Regions from separate parts of the Homo sapiens genome. Here region 2 is linked to region 1. A link is an interaction called in ENCODE POLR2A ChIA-PET data of the cell type or tissue named here. Cell type or tissue: Panc1. All regions are shown on one strand. Links, peaks and the distances in the headings refer to the core of each region. The heading gives the core; the rest is flanking DNA. Region 1 overlaps TRMT1 (tRNA methyltransferase 1). Region 2 overlaps NFIX (nuclear factor I X).

The links. Peaks named below come from ENCODE experiments on the same cell type or tissue, not always from the same donor. Only the 100,000 strongest peaks of a DNase experiment are listed, where the experiment ranks them.
Region 2: POLR2A ChIA-PET joins it to region 1 with 18 read pairs; 18 of 35 experiments call an interaction of 5 or more read pairs at or near these places.

Annotation. Positions count from the first base shown.
Region 1 is chr19:13,106,158-13,111,525 of GRCh38, reverse strand. It overlaps TRMT1 (tRNA methyltransferase 1), which reads left to right. Exons shown (of 17, transcript NM_001136035.4): 8 at 1,220-1,368; 9 at 1,525-1,611; 10 at 1,688-1,757; 11 at 1,842-1,976; 12 at 2,060-2,145; 13 at 3,667-3,775; 14 at 3,876-3,952. Among named protein-coding and RNA genes, the nearest start is that of LYL1, 6.0 kb to the right of the region's middle. RefSeq lists an enhancer at 1,375-1,875. In Panc1, for the core only: no CTCF peak of the experiment used is centred there; no DNase peak of the experiment used is centred there.
Region 2 is chr19:13,048,074-13,053,441 of GRCh38, reverse strand. The region is part of intron 2 of NFIX (nuclear factor I X); the gene reads right to left. Among named protein-coding and RNA genes, the nearest start is that of NFIX-AS1, 36 kb to the right of the region's middle. RefSeq lists an enhancer at 1-745. In Panc1, for the core only: no CTCF peak of the experiment used is centred there; no DNase peak of the experiment used is centred there; H3K4me3 peaks cover 297 bases; H3K27ac peaks cover 3,965 bases.

The DNA of each region.
Region 1 (5,368 bases), core at 278-5,277:
TGTAATCCCAGCTATTCGGGAGGCTGAGGCAGGAGAATCACTTGAACCCGGGAGGTGGAGGTTGCGGTGAGCCGAGATGGCACCATTGCACTCCAGCCTGGGCAACAAGAGCAAAACTCTGTCTCAAAAAAAAAAAAAAAAAATGGTCTGACCCTATTGAGTGTCTGATCAGGATTCAAGAAGGCTGAGTGGCGAAGTGCAGCGGCTCATGCCTGTAATCCTAGCACTTTCGGAGGCCAAGGTGGGAGGATCACTTGAGGTCAGGAACCTGGGCAACATAGCGAGGACCCCATCTCTACAAAAAAACCCTAAAAATTACCTAGGTGTGGTGGTGGATGCCTGTGGTCCCAGCTACTCTGGAGGCTGAGGCAGGAGGATCACTTGAGCCTAGGAGTTCAAAGTTATTGTGAGCTTTGATAGTGCCACTGCACTCCAGCGTGGTCCACAGAGGGCTCTTGCCCTTGTTCCTAAAGGGTCCTGTCATGAAGTCAGCCCGGGAAATGCTGTCTCCTTTCCCATATCAGAGTCTCACACTAGCAGGAAAGCCCTAGCCGTTTTGCTTTTTTTTCTTTTTTGAGATGGAGTTTCACTCTTGTTGCCCAGGCTGGAGTGCAGTGGTGAGATCTCAGCTAACTGCAACCTTCGCCTCCCAGGTTCAAGTGATTCTCCTGCCTCGGCCTCCCTAGTAGCTGGGATTACAGGCGCCCGCCACCACACCCAGCTAATTTTTTGTATTTTTAGTAGAGACGGGGATTTCATCATGTTAGCCAGGCTGGTCTCAAACTCCTGACCAGCCTCCCAAAGTGCTGGGATTACAGGCATGAGCCACCACGCCCGGCCCAGGCCCCAGCAGTTCTACAGCACCTAGTATCCCCACTTCCTGCCCACAGAGCCCTTGGGGGCTGGAACGTGGGTCCTCAGTACATGCCACATGGCACACCGATAATGCTGGTCAGAATAGGTTGGATCTATGCTTTCCTCACTCGTTTAGTGCCCCCAGCAGTGCCACAGACAGGGACTGTTGTGATTTTGCAGATGAAGAAACTGAGGCACAGAGAGGGGATACTCACTTGTTGAGGGTCCCACAGCCAGGACTTTCAGGGGTGGGCTTGGATCCCAGGGAGCTGGCCCTGAGCCTGTACTTGTGAGTACCACATAGGGCTCCTGGTGGGGTGGGTGGATAGTGGAGGGGAGGCTGACACCCACCCCCCACCCCCAGGCCCTGAGAATCGTCCTGCACAGCCTGGACCTCCGCGCCAACTGCTACCAGCGCTTCGTGGTGCCGCTGCTCAGCATCAGCGCTGACTTCTACGTGCGTGTTTTTGTCCGTGTCTTCACCGGCCAGGCCAAGGTCAAGGCCTCAGCCAGGTCAGCCCGGGGGCAGAGAGCGGTGGTGGATTGAGAGAGGAGACAGGACCTTGCCCTGGGGGATCTGGGGCTTCTTAAGGGACAGAGCCAGTCTAAGGGAGGAGTTGGGGTGTCGTGGTCACGCTGGGAACTCGTGGCCACTGGTACCCCCCACAGCAAGCAGGCGCTGGTGTTCCAGTGTGTGGGCTGCGGGGCCTTCCACCTTCAGCGTCTCGGCAAAGCGTCAGGAGTCCCCAGCGGCCGGTGAGCAGGGAGGAAGGAGAAGAAGGGGAGTCCCAGGGTTTTCCTCCCTCCCCACCAACCACCCCTCTCTGTTTAGGGCCAAGTTCTCTGCAGCCTGTGGTCCCCCTGTGACCCCCGAGTGTGAACACTGTGGGCAACGACACCAGGTAGGGCTAGGCCAGGGGAGGCAAAGGAGCAAGAGGGTCTTGAAGGTCATAGTCCCTGCTCACCTGTCCCCGGTGCGCCCCCAGCTTGGTGGCCCCATGTGGGCAGAGCCCATCCATGACCTGGATTTTGTGGGCCGTGTCCTGGAGGCTGTGAGCGCTAACCCCGGCCGCTTCCACACCTCGGAGCGGATCCGAGGGGTCCTGAGCGTCATCACTGAGGTGAGAGCCGGGCTGTGACGGGGAAGGGGGCTCCACCTGTGCCCGTCCATCTCCACTCATGCCCATCCTGTCCCCCATCGCAGGAGCTCCCGGACGTGCCTCTGTACTACACCCTGGACCAGCTGAGCAGCACCATCCACTGCAACACACCAAGCCTCCTGCAGTTGCGGTAAGAGCCCCTGGGGTCGGGAGGAGCCTGTCCCAGACCACAGGGTGGCCTGGGGCAAGTCCAGGGATTCTCATGCATAGAACTTGCGAGGGGGTGGGGAGAACCCGGTGCACTGTCTCATTCCTGTAATCCCAGTACCTTGGGAGGCTGAGGCAGGAAGATCACTTGAGGCCAACCTGGGCAACGTAGTAAGACCCTATCTCTAACAAATAAATAAATAAATATATATGTACACACACATACATATACACACACATACATACGTATGTATACACACACACACACACACACACACCCATTAGCCTGGCATGGTGATACATGCCTATAGTCCTAACTACTCAGGAGGCTGAGGTGGGAGGATCATTTGGGCCAGGAGTTTGATGCTAAAGTGAGCTATGATCATGCCACTCCAGCCTGGGTGACAAAATGAGACCCTGTCTCTTTAAAAAAAAAAAAAAAAAAAAAAAATTAGGCCAGGCTTATTGGCTCATGCCTATATTCCCAGCACTTTGGGAGGCTGAGGTGGGCAGATCACTTGAGGTCAGGAGTTCAAGACCAGCGTGGTCAAAATGGTTAAACCCTGTCTCTACTAAAAATACAAAAATTAGCTGGGTGTGGTGGCACATGCCTGTAGTCCCAGCTACTTGGGAGGCTGAGGCACGAGAATCACTGGAACCTGGGAGGAGGAGGAGGCGGTGGTGAGCCAAGATTGCGCCACTGCACATCAACCTGGGCAACAGAGCGAGACTCCATTTAAAATATAATAATAATAATTAGAAAAAGAAAAAGGCCAGGTGTGGTGGCTCATGCCTGTAATCCCAGCACTTTGGGAGGCTGAGGCGGGCGAATCACTTGAGGCCAGGAGTTCGAGACCAGCCCGGTCAACGTGGCGAAACCCCATCTCTACTAAAAATACCAAAATATTAGCCAGGCGTCATGGCACATCCCTGTAATCTCAGCTACTCAGGAGGCTGAGACAGGAGAATTGGTTGAACCTGAGAGGCAGAGGCTGCAGTGAGCCAAGATTGCATCATTGCACACCAGCCTGAGCGACAGAGTGAGACTCCACCTCAAAAAAATAATAAATAAGAAGGCCAGGCACGGTGGCTCACTCCTGTAATCCCAGCACTTTGGGAGGCTGAGGCGGGCGGATCACAAGGTTAAGAGATCGAGACCATCCTGGCCAACATGGTGAAACCCTGTCTCTACTAAAAATACAAAAATTAGCTGGGCGTGGTGGCACATGCCTATAGTCCCAGCTATTCGGGAGGCTGAGGCAGGAGAATCGCTTAAACCCAGGAGGCGGAGGCTGTGGTGAGCCAAGATTGCGCCATTGCACTCCAGCCTGAGCGACAGAGCGAGACTCCATCTCAAAAAAAAAAAAAAAAAAAAAAAGAAAAGAAAAGAAATGAACTCTGTAGCCATGAGCCCTTGCCGAAGGTAGTCTTACCTACGCTGGTCAGCTTGGGCTTTGGGGTCAAGGAGTCCGGCATCTCCCTCATAATCCCTGCTGTTCCCCAGGTCGGCCCTCCTCCACGCTGACTTCCGGGTCTCACTCTCCCACGCCTGTAAGAACGCTGTGAAGACGGATGCCCCTGCCTCTGCCCTCTGGGACATCATGCGTTGCTGGGTGAGGGCAGGGCTGACCTCATGCAGGTGGGAGGGCAGGTGGTGGTCACCTGGAGGTCCCTTGGGCCTAGTATTCCCTAACCTCTGACCTCTGCCCCCAGGAGAAGGAATGTCCGGTGAAACGGGAGCGACTATCAGAGACTAGCCCAGCGTTCCGCATTCTCAGTGTGGAGCCCAGGTAGGGGCAAGCACATGCAGGAGCGGCCAGGGCTGCCCACAGACATGGAAGCACATGTGTGTGCAGACAACACAGATGCTGCCCCACACAGACTCGTGCCCATTCTTCAAGTGAGATTCAAAATCTGCTGACTGGGGCTGGGTAGGTGGCTCACGCCTGTAATCCCAGCACTTTGGGAGGCTGAGGCAGGTGGATCACCTGAGGTCAGGAGTTCAAGACCAGCCTGGCCAACATGGTGGAACCCCATCTCTACTAAAAATACAAAAATTAGCTGGGCATGGTGTGGTGGTGGGTGCCTGTAATCCCAGCTACTCAGGAGGCTGAGACAGGAGAATCGCTTGAACCTGGGAGGCAGAGGTTGCGGTGAGTCTAGATCGCGCCATTGCACTCCAGCCTGGGCGACAGAGCGAGACTCCATCTCAAAAAGAATAAAAAAATAGCTGGGTGCGGTGGCTCATGCCTGTAGTCCCAGCACTTTGGGAGGCCGAGGCAGGCGGATCACGAGATCAGGAGATTGAGACCATCCTGGCTAACACAGTGAAACCCTGTCTCTACTAAAAATACAAAAAAAAAAAAAAAAAAATTAGCCGGGCGTGGTGGCAGGTGCCTGTAGTCCCAGCTACTCGGGAGGCTGAGACAGGAGAATGGCGTGAACCCCGGGGGGCAGAGCTTGCAGTGAGCCGAGATAGCGCCACTGCACTCCAGCCTGGGTGACAGAGTAAGACTCCGTCTCAAATAAATAAATAAATAAATAAATAAAAATAAAAATAACTAAATCTGCTGACTGGGCTGGGCGTAGTGGCTCACACCTGTAATCCCAGCACTTTGGGAGGCCAAGACAGGCAGATCACCTGAGGTCAGGAGTTCAAGACCAGCCTGGCCAACATGACGAAACCCTGTCTCTACTAAAAATACAAAAAAAAAAAAAAAATTAGCCAGGTGTGGTGGCACATGCCTGTAGTCCCAGCTACTCGGGAGGCTGAGGCAGGTGAATCGCTTGAACCTGAGGCAGAGTTTGTAGTGAGCCGAGATCGCACCACTGCACTCCAGCCTGGGCGACAGAGTGAGACTCCATCCCAAAAGAAAAGAAAATTAGCATTACCAGCATACCAGGGGTAACTTTTTGTCCATTTTGTTCACTGTCTATTCCCAGCACTGAGAACAATGCAGGCACACAGTCGTTAAATAAAAATGTTTATTAAGGCCAGGCATGGTGGCTCATTCCTATAATCCCAGTGCTTTGGGGGCCAAGGCGGGAAGATCGCTTGAGCCCAGGAATGAAACCAGCCTGGGCAACACAGTAATTAAGACTCCATCTCTACCAGAAAACTAAAAAAATTAGCTGGGCATGGTGGTACCTGCCTGTCGTCCCAGCTACTCAGGAGCTTGAGGCGGAGGCAGGAGGGTTGCTCAAGC
Region 2 (5,368 bases), core at 304-5,303, 58 kb after region 1:
CCCCCTCTGCAGTTGCAGTTTCCCTGGCCCCTTCTTGGCATCTGGAAAAGTTTGGGAAACTTAAAAAAAATATTTTTGGAGAGTTTGTCTATTGCTCCCCAGCCCTGTGAGGGAGCTACAGCCAAGAGGAAGAAGGAAAAGGAGTGGGTTGGGGTGACTAGGGGATAGAGAGTAAAGTCAAAGAGAAGCAGAGCACTCGGAAAAAGGGCAGCACCCAAGGGTGCTCCCTCAGCCAGCCTGACCCCCATCTAGGTTTCCTGGAGCTACAGGAAAGACCCCCACAAAACACTGTCAAACCACCCAGCACACCAGGCCCTGATGAAGCCCTACCCCGCATTCTGCTTAGCACCTTCTCTGGGCCATCTCCTGCCAGACATGTGTGCACTGTGCAGGAGGGGCAGCCTGTGGCTGTGGGGCCACACGGAAGGAAGGGACGTCTTAAGGCTGGATGGCCAGAGGCAGTACCAGCAGCTTCAAGTGGGGATGGAGGAGAAGGCAGGTTTCTGTCTGGATTTCCACCTCCCTGTGAACAGGACGAAGGGAACATGGGAAGACACAGACTCCTGGGGACTTGGGCTGCAGTGCCAGGCAGAACAGAACTGTGATTAATGTCCCTGTCCTCATCATCCTCACTCCTCTGGTCTGTGTGTGTGGACGGGTGCAGGGGGTGCCAACCTCACGGCCCTGGAGCCGAGCCGTTCCAAGAAGCACAGAAGCACAGCCTCAACTGGGTCGAGATGAGCACAGTATATGGAATCGGCAGGGTTAAGGCCAGGCTATGAACAACTCTAGGTTCAGCCCAAGAAAGGGCACATGTCTGACATGTGACTGTTTCTCTGAGAGAATCTGGATTGTCTTATCTAAGCCAGGAGTGTGCCCCCTTCACCCTGACATGGCCCTCAGCAGAGCCAGGGCCAGCAGCGCAGGAAGCTCACTGGCATGACCCCCAGTGACTCATGGTGGTCCTGCCTGGCAGCTCCTGCATCGTCACCAGGACATCCTCAGGTGACCCACCTGTGTTCTGAGAACAGGGGGATCACTCAGGTGGTTCGTGCCATCCAGGTGGGCTCCCATCTGGGCTCTACCCCCAGCCTAGATGGCCAGCAGTGTGCCTCTGTCTCCTAAGGATGGCTCCATTCCTGGAGACAAAAGAGCACATCTCAGAGAGGCAGCAGCTGGCAGAGGCAGGGGGAAAGCCTGGAGGACCAACAGCACCTGGGTACTAGGTGGAAATGCAGATTCACGAGCCCTGCCCAGACCTACCCACTTGGACAAGCCCCAGGATCTGCATTTTAACAAGCCCCCAGAGGTGCAAGGGCAGGCAGCTGCATATCAACCCGGGCACCACCTGGATGCCTGAGGGCGTTTGGTCCCAAATCCTGCAAGCAGAGTGGACAGCAAAGGAAAGACAGAAGGGAAATGGGGCACAGAGGAGTGGGTAATCGGCAGGAGGGAGGTCTGCAAAGGAAGTGGAGAAACCTGGAGAGCATGAAGCCGGAGCGGAGAAGGCGGGCGCTGTGAGGAGGAGGCGGCGCCTAAGAAGTGCCTTCCCGCAGCCGCCCGGCTGCTCCCGGGAGCCGCCCCGCCCCCTCCAGGCACCTGCTAAGGCGGCAGCGGCGGGTTGTGTTTCTTTAACCCCTGGGGCCTGTTGACACAGATTAGTATCGCTGGTCAGGGGTCAATAGGGAAGGCTCTTGAGGTCAAGACCTGAACAACTGGAGTTGTAATGAGCCACGTGGGGAAGAGGCCCAGGGAGAGGAGAGGGCCAAGAAGGGAGGAGGAGGAGGGCTGGGCTTCTCCGAGGAAGGGCCTCTAGAGCTCACTCGCCTGAGAGGCTGTCTCCTCCCCGAACCTGCCTGACTTGAGGCTTGGAAAAAAATCTGGCTCACTGGCCTGGGTACGGGGGAGATGTCACTGGCTGACTAGAGCTGGAATCCCAGCTAGAGAAGGACAGGGGAGAACCAGCGAGAAGAAAAGCAGCAAAGAGCCACCTTGCAGGACGGCTGACTTGTGCAATGCTGTCAGGTCAGACAGCATTCCCCTCCTCTTCCCTTCCATCCCTAGTACCCTGAGTGAGCTCTGGGTAGTGGCCAGACACACCCCTCTTCCTCCTTGAGTCTTTGGCAGCACCGTGATGTGCCCACCTGAGGCATCCCCCTACCCTGGGCCACCTGGCAAAGCCAGAGCTGAGTGACTCATTTAGAGCCCTCTGGCCCTGAGTGGGGCTGGTATAGGGGCCAGACAGCATCCCAAACACCTGGTGGGACAGCCTTAGCCACACCTTCAGCGATGAGATCTGCAGCACAGTACCCAAGCCATGGGGCAGCTACTCCGTGGCTCCCCTGCTACTATCCTCCTGGAGGTATGCACCCTCCTCCCTCCACTGCCAAGTCATTACCAACAACACCAGGGTAGCAACTATGCTTTTCTCCCGGGACCTGGAGGCTGCTTTGGGGCCTGCCTTCTCCCTGCCCAGGGCCATCTCCAAGGGGGCTGGTCTGGAAGGACGGAAGGGACAGGCCATCTGTCTGCAGGCTACTCAGCCACATGCTTAGAGGAGTGAAGGGAAAGAGCCAAAAGACAGGTCGCATGTCCCCTGTGACCAGAGCTTCCCCAGTAGTCTGGAACAGTTAGGTCACCTGTTTGGGTTAAAGGGGACTGGGTTTCCTCAGAATCACTCTAGAGCTCTCCAAGTCCTGTCTGGGTCACAGAGAAGCAAATATGAGGCCACCGACACCCAGGGGTCCAGAGAGTAATGGGAGGTACACCTTGATTCTATATTCATTTGTATGTCTGCAGGGGCAGACATACAAATCTGTGTGGGTCACACACAGATCTGTGACATGCACACTTGGAAAAGCACATGCAGTGCCTTAAAGTTAATTCCACATGTGTTTGTTGGCACCTGCTAGACGCCAGGAACCACACAGATACAGAGCCAGAGAAGCTGCCTGGGTAACACCCCCCTGCAGCTGAAAGCTGGTGTGTAATGGACAAAATGGAGGCCCCCTCAGAGGGAGGGACTGGCCTCAGAGGATGAGAAGTGATGCGGGACAAGGCTGCACCAAGGAGGTGACAGCCAGGCCGGGGGTAAAAAGATAGAGGCCGTCAGACAAAAGGGGAAGGGACCATGCCAGATACACATGAGCAGAGGCCCAAAGGCAGGAATAGCACAGCACACTCAGGGGCTATAGAGAGCTCCAAATGCTGGAATATGCAGTATAGGAGAAGTAAAGAAATGCAGTGATGGAAGGGTCAGCAGGGGCCCAACCCAGAGAGACCCTGGGTGCCCACTAAGGGGACAGCACTGCTGGGCAGACAAGATGCACAAGGAATGCAGTTATGAAACTCTAGGACAGGGCAATTCCTAAGTATATACCCTAGAGAATCCAAAACATACATCCACATAAATGCTTGTACATGCATGTTTACTGCAACATTACTCACACCACAAAGTGGAAAGAGCCCAAATATCCATCAATGTATGAATGGATAAACAAAATGTGGCACAGCCATACAATTAAATATTATTTGGCCTTAAAAAGGAACTGGCCGGGTGCAGTGGCTCTCGCCTGTAATCCCAACACTTTGGGAGGCCGAGGTGAGCGGATCACGAGATCAGGAGTTCGAGACCAGCCTGGCCAATATGGTGAAACCCTGTCTCTACTAAAAACACAAAAATTAGCTGGGCATGGTGGCGGGCGCCTGTAGTCCCAGCTACTTAGGAGGCCGAGGCAGAAGAATCGCTTGAACCCAGGAGGCAGAGGTTGCAGTGAGCAGAGATCGCGCCACTGCACTCCAGCCTGGGCGACAGAGTAAGACTCTGTCTCAAAAAAAAAAAAAAAAGGAACCACTGACACTTGCTGCTACAACATATAGGAACCTTGAAAACATTATGCTCCGTGAAAGAAGCCCGACATGAAGACCACATAGTGTATGATCTCATTTATATGAAACATCCACAACTAGGCAAATCCATAGAAACAAAGCAGATTAGCGGTTGCCAGGGCCTAGGAGGAATGAGGAATTGGGACTAACAACTAATAGGTATGGAGTTTCTTTTGGGAGCAATGGAATTGTTCTGGAATTAGATGGTGGTGATGGTTACACAACATTGTGAAGGTACTAAATGGCACTGAATCCTATGCTTAATTTTTAGTTTATTTTTTTATTTTTTATTTTTTTTAGAGGCAGTCTTACTCTGTTGCCTGCCCAGGCTGGAGTGCAGTAGTGTGATCATCGCTTGCTGCAACCTTAAATTCTTGGGTTCAAGCAATCCTCCTGCCTCAGCCTCCCAAGTAGCTAGGATTACAAATGCACGCCACCACCGTGCATGGCTAATTTTTGTTTTGTTTTGTTTTTTTTTAGACAGAGTCTTGCTCTGTCGCCCAGGCTGGGGTACAGTGACGCGATCTTGTCTCACTGCAACCTCTGCCTCCTGAGCTCAAGTGATTCTCCTGCCTCAGCCTCCCGAGTAGCTGGGATTACAGGCTGCATCACCACACTTGGCTAATGTTTTTTTTGTATTTTTAGTAAAGACAGGGTTTCACCATGCTGGCCAGGCTGGTCTCGAACTCCTGACTTCAAGTGATCTGCCTGCCTTGGCCTCCCAAAATGTTGGGATTATAGGCATGAGCCACCATGCCTGGCCCTGTACACTTTAAAATACTGAATTTTATTATGTGATTTAAATCTTAATAAAATACAAATCCAAGTACTGCTAATTTTTTTATTTTTTATTTTTTGCAGAGATGAGGTCTCCCTGTGTTGCCCAGGCTGGTCTTGAACTCCTAGCCTCAAGCAATCCTCCTGCCTCGGCTTCCCAAAACGCTGGGATTACAGGCATGAGCCACCATGCCTGGCCTTGTACACTTTAAAATAGTGAATTTTATTATGTGAATTATATCTTAATAAAAGACAAATCCAACCTGGGGAGATGGGGAATTAAAAAAAAAAAATACAACAGAGAGGAGAAGACACTGAGTTCTGAAAACTCAGCCTGGTGAAAAGGCAGGGAGGCTTCAGCCCTTTCACCGGCCTGTGGTTAGTCTGGTTGTGAGGGCTCAAGTGCTTGGCTAGGTGGTGATGCCCACAGCCAAGACAAGGAATGGAGCAGGGAGCAGAGGGCAGCCAGGAGTACTGGGAGGTACCTTGTGGATACGGGGGCAAGCTGTCCACAAGGCATCTGCCTGGTAGCTGGAAAGAAGAGTTTAGAGTTCACAAGGAGAAATCAGACCCTGAGATAAGCCAGGGTGGTCAGCAGTGAGGGGCAGATGTGCAGGGTGGGGACAGGCCCCAGGGCTGCTGCTCGCTAGTGGGTGGCCTTGAGCAAGATTCTTCCGTCTGCCAGCTTCTAGGCATAACACAA